Linked DNA regions of Homo sapiens: region 1 is linked to region 2. Evidence: chromatin contacts called from ENCODE Hi-C or POLR2A ChIA-PET data. All regions are on one chromosome and are shown on one strand. Each heading gives the region's core, a stretch centred on a gene start or an enhancer-like site at or near the end of the contact. The rest is flanking DNA. Distances are from core to core; before and after follow the strand shown.

What was found. Hi-C counts contacts between places; a loop is a spot of excess contacts on that map. ChIA-PET counts read pairs that join two places held with the same protein, here RNA polymerase II (POLR2A). Pooled maps may share reads with other maps.
Region 1: a map of ascending aorta shows a loop between it and region 2 (2.9-fold over the local background). The contact joins two enhancer-like sites. A Hi-C loop is called at or near these places in 23 of 168 maps with a recorded cell type or tissue (CD4-positive, alpha-beta T cell, CD8-positive, alpha-beta T cell, GM23248 and 18 more) and 13 of 50 pooled maps. POLR2A ChIA-PET finds 5 or more read pairs at or near these places in 18 of 52 experiments (AG04449, AG04450, CD4-positive, alpha-beta memory T cell and 15 more).

What each region holds. Positions count from the first base shown.
Region 1 is chr19:2,489,780-2,492,862 of GRCh38, forward strand. It overlaps LOC124904614 (a long non-coding RNA gene), which reads right to left. Exons shown (of 2, transcript XR_007067090.1): 2 at 1,927-3,083. Among named protein-coding and RNA genes, the nearest start is that of GADD45B, 15 kb to the left of the region's middle. RefSeq lists an enhancer at 1,082-1,583. Within about 2 kb of position 1,817, at least 13 of the 41 ENCODE cell types and tissues checked have a DNase peak (open chromatin) inside an H3K27ac peak, as active enhancers do; they include PC-9 and right lobe of liver, where a contact is called at or near this core.
Region 2 is chr19:2,523,430-2,526,692 of GRCh38, forward strand. All of the region lies in intron 3 of GNG7 (G protein subunit gamma 7), which reads right to left. Among named protein-coding and RNA genes, the nearest start is that of GADD45B, 49 kb to the left of the region's middle. Within about 2 kb of position 1,641, at least 9 of the 41 ENCODE cell types and tissues checked have a DNase peak (open chromatin) inside an H3K27ac peak, as active enhancers do; they include PC-9 and right lobe of liver, where a contact is called at or near this core.

The DNA of each region.
Region 1 (3,083 bases), core at 567-3,066, 33 kb before region 2:
GAGCCCTACCTTCTTGCAGTGCCTACAGGGTGCAGCCCCTCTCCTGCGTGCAGACGTCCACTGTGTGCAGATCGCTGTCTTCGCGCTGGGCTTACTGTATGCAGCACCTCTCTTCCATGCAAAGCCCACTGTGTGCAGAGCCCCACCTGGCCGCAATGCCTACTGCGTGCAGACACCCAGATACATACAAAACCGACTGTGTGCAGGCATCCACCTACATGCAAACACCTGCACCTGCACTCGTGCAAACACCCACCGTGCACAGGCACCCACTGACAAACATTCATGTGAGGAGCCCCCAAGCTCCCACACTCCCAAACGGCCTTGTCTTTTTGTCTTTTTTTTTTTTTTTTTTTTTTTTTAAGATGGAATCTTGCTCTGTCGCCCAGGCTGGGGTGCAGTGGCACGATCTCAACTCACTGCATCCTCCCCCTCCCAGGCTCAAGCGATTCTCCTGTCTCAGCCTCCTGAGTAGCTGGGACTACAGGCGCGCGCCACCACGCCCAGCTTGTATTGTATTTTTAGTTTTGTATTTTTAGCAGAGATGGGGTTTCACCATGTTGGCCAGGCTGGTCTTGAACTCCTGACCTCAGGTGATCCACTTGCCTCGGCCTCCCAAAGTGCTGGGATTACAGGGGTGAGCCACCGTGCCCAGCCTCATTTTTTTTTTTTTTTTTTTGAGATGAAGTCTCGCTCTTGTGCCCCAGGCTGGAGTGCAATGGCGCAATCTCAGCTCACTGTAACCTCCACCTCCTGGGTTCAAGAAATTCTTCTGCCTCAGCCTCCCGAGTAGCTGGGATTACAGGCACCTGCCACCACGCCCGGCTAATTTTTGTATTTTTAATAGAGACGGCATTTCACCATGTTGGCCAGGCTGGTCTCGAACTCCTGACCTCAGGTGATCTGCCTGTCTCAGCCTCCCAAACTGCTGGGATTACAGGCATGTGAGCCATGGTGCCCGGCACAAACAGCCTTGTCCATGCAAGCACAAGCACCCACATGTGTCTAAGACCCTGGTGTGCACACCTGCACTCTGACCTGCACTGCGTGTTCCCACTAGGGAAATGCAAATATTTCTAAGCTCCAATGCTCACTCCACAGAGCCCCGAGGCCTGTGAATACCCGCGGTATACAGAGATCCATGAGGTGCCAGTACTCAAACTGTGGAAGCCTGCACGTGCTGATTTGGGGTGGGAGTAGAGTGCAGGGAACTCATCTGTGTGCAGCCCCTTTCTCTGGGCCCTTTGTGTGCACCTCAGTTTACCCCACCTGGGTAAGAGACTCTGCCCTGCTGGAGTCTCTTCTGGTTCTGACTTTGAAGGGCTCCAAGGTGTGGGGGGAAAGGGGGCTGCATTCCCTCTCTGCTGTGTGCCTCTGGGTGGTGGATTCAGGCTAGCAGGGCTGGGGGCTGGGCCTCCAGGCCCTTCCCGGAAGCCCGGGAAGCAGGTGCAAGGGTAGGCAGTCTCCACGGGCAGGGCGCCAGACCTTGGCTTCCCTGAAACTGGGCACAGCAGCTGGGAGAGGTTTCCGGGCCCGCCTGGCCCCACCTGGCCCCTGGCACTTTCGGAAGATGGGCGGGGCAGGCAGGCAATGCCAAGGACGGGCGAGGCCCAGCCTGCACAAGAGTCGCCGGTGAACCTGTGCGCACACACGGGTGTGCATGTATATGTGTGCACACGTGCATGGGCCATGCTGATGTGAGTTCTGTACCCCACCTACAAACGGGTGTGCTCATGAACACGTGCAGGGTCACCCTGGCACATGAACCGTGCAGCACAGGCAATGGCCCAGCGGTAATTCACCCATAGCGGTGACAGGAAAGAGATGCTTGTCTGCTTTGCTCACTGTGCGTCTCCAGCACCCCACAGCTGGTTGGCACTTGGTGAATATTTGCTGAGTGGACAAATGAGTGAATACACGAACACATCATTTTGCAAATATGTACTGAATGTCTCTACTCTGCATACCAGACATTTGCACATCTTCAAACAACAAAAAGATCCTGGGAAACGACATTCTAGACATCCACGGGGTGGGAATAAGCCCACGCCTGAGAGTACACACTCATGTCCAGGAAACACCTGAGTCCACTTTGATTTGTTCACCTCCAGAAGCCAGAGCCTGGTGCCCACACACAGGCCCTCATGCAGAGACACGCATTTTCTTTCTTTTTTTTCTTTCTTTCTTTTTTTTTTTGAGATGGAGTTTTGCTCAGTTGCCCGGGCTGGAGTGCAGTGGCGCGATCTCGGCCCACTGCAAGCTCCGCCTCCCGGGCTCACGCCACTCTCCTGCCTCAGCCTCCCGAGTAGCTGGGACTACAGGCGCCTGCCACCACGCCTGGCTAATTTTTCATATTTTTTTAGTAGAGACGGGGTTTCACCTTGTTAGCCAGGATGGTCTCGATCTCCTGACCTTGTGATCTGCCCACCTCGGTCTCCCAAAGTGCTGGGATTACAGGCGTGAGCCACTGCGCCCGGCCGCATTTTATTTTTTCTTTTCTTTCTTTCTTTTTTTTTTTTGAGATGGAGTCTCGCTCCATCGCCCAGGCTGGAGTGCAATGGTGTGATCTCGGCTCACCGCAAACTCCGCCTCCGGCTTCAAGTGATTCTCCCACCTCAGCCTCCCGAGTAGCTGGGATTACAGGTGCATGCCACCACATCTGGCTAATTTTTGTATTTTTAGTAGAGACAGGGTTTCACCTTGTTGGTCAGGCTGGTCTTGAACCCCTGACCTCAAGTGATCTGCCCACCTTGGCCTCCTAAAGTGCTGGGATAACAGACGTCAGCCACCGTGCCCGGCCAGGATTTTGGACACACAAATATCCCCTCTCTTCCCCTGCAAGCCTACCTGTGCTACCCACCCCAGCCATCCCCTCCTGAGGTGTCTGTCCTTCCATGCCTGAAGGGGTTCATGGGAGTGTGGGGAGTCCTACACCCCACCTGTGATTTTCCATCATTTGAGTTCTCCTATGGCTCAGACCATTGCCTGCAGGAAGCTCCAGAAACAGCCAGGGTTGGTGGGATTAGAACTGCACAGGTGGGGAGGTGATGCCCATATACCCTAAGAAACTATCCTTCCATTTC
Region 2 (3,263 bases), core at 391-2,890:
GTGGTCCCAGCTACTTGGGAGGCTGAGGTGGGAGGATCACTTGAGCCTGGGAGGTTGAGGCCAGACTGGGCAATTTAGTGAGACCCCATCTCTGAATAAATAATAAAAGGGCAACACGAATGATCCCTGTTAGTGCCTCAACTACGGTGATGAATCCACAAGCCTACATGAGTGATAAACTCACAGAGAGCCTCACACACTCACACACCAGCGGGCACAATACTGAATACTGTGGAACCTGAGTGAGGCTGGTGGGTGTGTGACTGTCTGGCTGCGATCCTGCCCATAGCTTTACCAAATGTTACCACCAGGGACGGCCGGGGAATGACACACAGAATTCCTCTACATTCTTTGTTAGCACTGGCTGTGACTCCACGGCGATCTCAATAAAAGGGGCAATTAAACAAAAAATCCCTTTGACACCGCCCAGCCTCCTTGGTTTCCAGCAGACGTCCCACCCCCACTTTTTGGGGGCAGAGAAGGCCCAATCTGTCTGCTCTGGAGGCAGAGCCCACGTGTGGCCGCTCAGAGGGCTCTGATTCCAGAGAGCTTCAAAGCAGCCACAAAACATCCAACTCAGGGAAAACCGCCCTTGGTTGGGCTTAAAAATACCTAAATTACTCAGTGCTAAAAATACGTGCACGCAGAGAACAAACGGGCTGGCCGCACCTCCTGTTTTCCTTGGAAGGCCAGGGGGTCCTATTTAGCATCCACAGTCAGGAGTGTCCACCCAGACCCTGGGCCCCTGCTGCCCTGGGCAGCCACCGCCCGCAATTTCCATGTGAGCATCAGGTCCTGAGCCGTGCTGGCTTTTCTGTTTTGGGCGAAATTCCCTGCGAGATGCTGCCTTTGGGCTGGGTAATAACCCAGGCCTGCCAGGAAGGCCAGAGAGGACTGCGCTGTGTGTGTGTGTCTATGTTTATTTGCATGTATGTCAATGATGCACATGTGACTGTACACGTGTGTACACGTGGTGTGCATGTCAGTGTGCACATGTGTATGTGTGTGCACATGTGCATGTATGTGTACCTTGCGTGTGCATGTATGTGTGTATGTGTATACTGGCATTCATGAGTGTGCATATATGCGTGTGTGCACACATATCTGCATGTGTATGTGTACCTGCATATGCATGGGTGTGCACGTCAGCATGCATATGAGTGTGCATCCTTGCATGTGTGTACATGTGCATGTGTCTATATGAGTGCATGTACACATCTACGTGTGTGCGTCTGCATATGAGTGTGTGCATAGGTGCATTTGCATACGTGCATGTGTGTGGACATGCATGCCAGTGTGCACGTGTGTATGTGCACGTGTGTGGACACGGCACTGCATGTGCGTGTGCGCACACGTGTGTGGGCATGCATGTCACTATGGGTGTGTGCATGCGTGTTGGCGTGTGTGTACGTCACTGTAGGTGCGTGGATATGTGCGTGCGTGGGTGTGTACATGTGTCTGCATGTGTACATGCGTGTGCGTGTGTGTGCGCACGGGAGTGCATGTGGATGCTTGGGCTGAGATGCCGAGACTCAGACACAGATTGCATCACCCATGCAGTCGCCTCCCTAAGTCCCCGTCTCGGTGGTGTCACCAGCCGGCACTGACTCAGGAGCAGCCATGCCCCCAGCAGAGGACTAAGCCAACAGCAGCAGAACTGGCCACGCACTGAGTCAGCCAGGAACGCCCCTCCCAACTGCCTCCCTGCAGAGGCGCACGGGTGCCGGGCACCCCGACCTGAATGAGCTTGCCTCGGGGCCCGTGGCCCGGGGAAGCTGTGGGAGGGGCGGGAGCAGGCAGCTCCGGGGGCAGGGCCAGGTGGTCAAAGGTGCACACAGTCCCCACGGCTCCCTCCTGACGGTCGGGCTCTGCCTCGGTGCACAGGCTCCTGCAGGCAGGCAAGGCTCCAGGCCAGGCTCTCCAAAAATAAAACTGAAGAGGGACGCCGCCCGGCCCCGCGCTGGCCTCCTAGCAAAAGGCTCATAGCCACACCCGAGTCTAAGCCCGCCTCGTGCAGAAAAATCCCACTCGCGCCTGAAAGTCAAGAAGGATGAGGGTACCCCCCCACTCCAGGACATAGTGGAAATCTGTGGTCGCTCAGGGAAGGGTGACCAGCCCCGAAACAGAGCAGACCTGAGCTGATCAGACACGAGGCTCCAGTGCACAGAAGGGCTGAACAAAACCGCAGGACAGGAGCTGGCAGCACCGGCAGGGAGGGAGGTGGGACCACAGGGACCCCCAGGGAGCAGCCGCCCTCTAACCCCTTGCTCCGGCAGTTATCCCGAGGGCAAAAAATGAAAAGAAATAAAAATCTACATATAGAAAGGCGTTTATAATTGCGTTATGTGTAAGAGTGAAAAGTTAGAATGAAAGCAAGTGCTCTGCCTCTTTTTTTTTTGAGTCGGAGTCTCGCTCTGTCGCCCAGGCTGAAGTGCGGTGGCGCGATCTCAGCTCACTGCAACCTCCGCCTTCCGGGTTCAAGCGATTCTCTTGCCTCAGCCTCCCGAGTGGCTGGGATTACAGGTGCCTGCCTCCACGCCAATTTTTTTTTTTTTTTTTGAGACAGAGTCTGGCTCTGTCTCCGAGGCTGGAGTGCAGTGGCGCGATCTTGGCTCACTGCAACCTCCTCCTCCAGGGTTCACGCCATTCTCCTGCTTCAGCTTCCCAAGTAGCTGAGACTACAGGCGCCCGCCACCACGCCTGGCTAATTTTTTATATTTTTAGTAGATACGGGGTTTCACCGTGTTAGCCAGGATGGTCTCGATCTCCTGATCTTGTGATCCGCCTGCCTCGGCCTCCCAGAGTGCTGGGATTAAAGGCGTGAGCCACTGCGCCTGGCCAATTTTTGTATTTTTAATAGAGACGGGGTTTCCCCATGTTGGCCAGGCTGGTCTCAAACGCCTGACCTCAGGTGATCCACCCGCCTCGACCTCCCAAAGTGCTGGGATTACAGGCGTGAGCCACCGCGCCTGGTCTACTATTAGTTTATAATATAAACTTATACTATATTATACTATAGTATTATACATTTATTACATATTTATATATTTTATTATATATTTGTTTACTCATATATTTATATTTATACTCATATTTATATTTATGTCATTTATCATGCATTTATTACATATTTGAAGATTCATTCACTATATATTCATATCAGTTTTGTATTACTAATATATAGTTTTAGTATTTAGTATGTATTATACACTTATTGCATACATATTTTATATTTATTCATCATTTACATAATTTATACATTA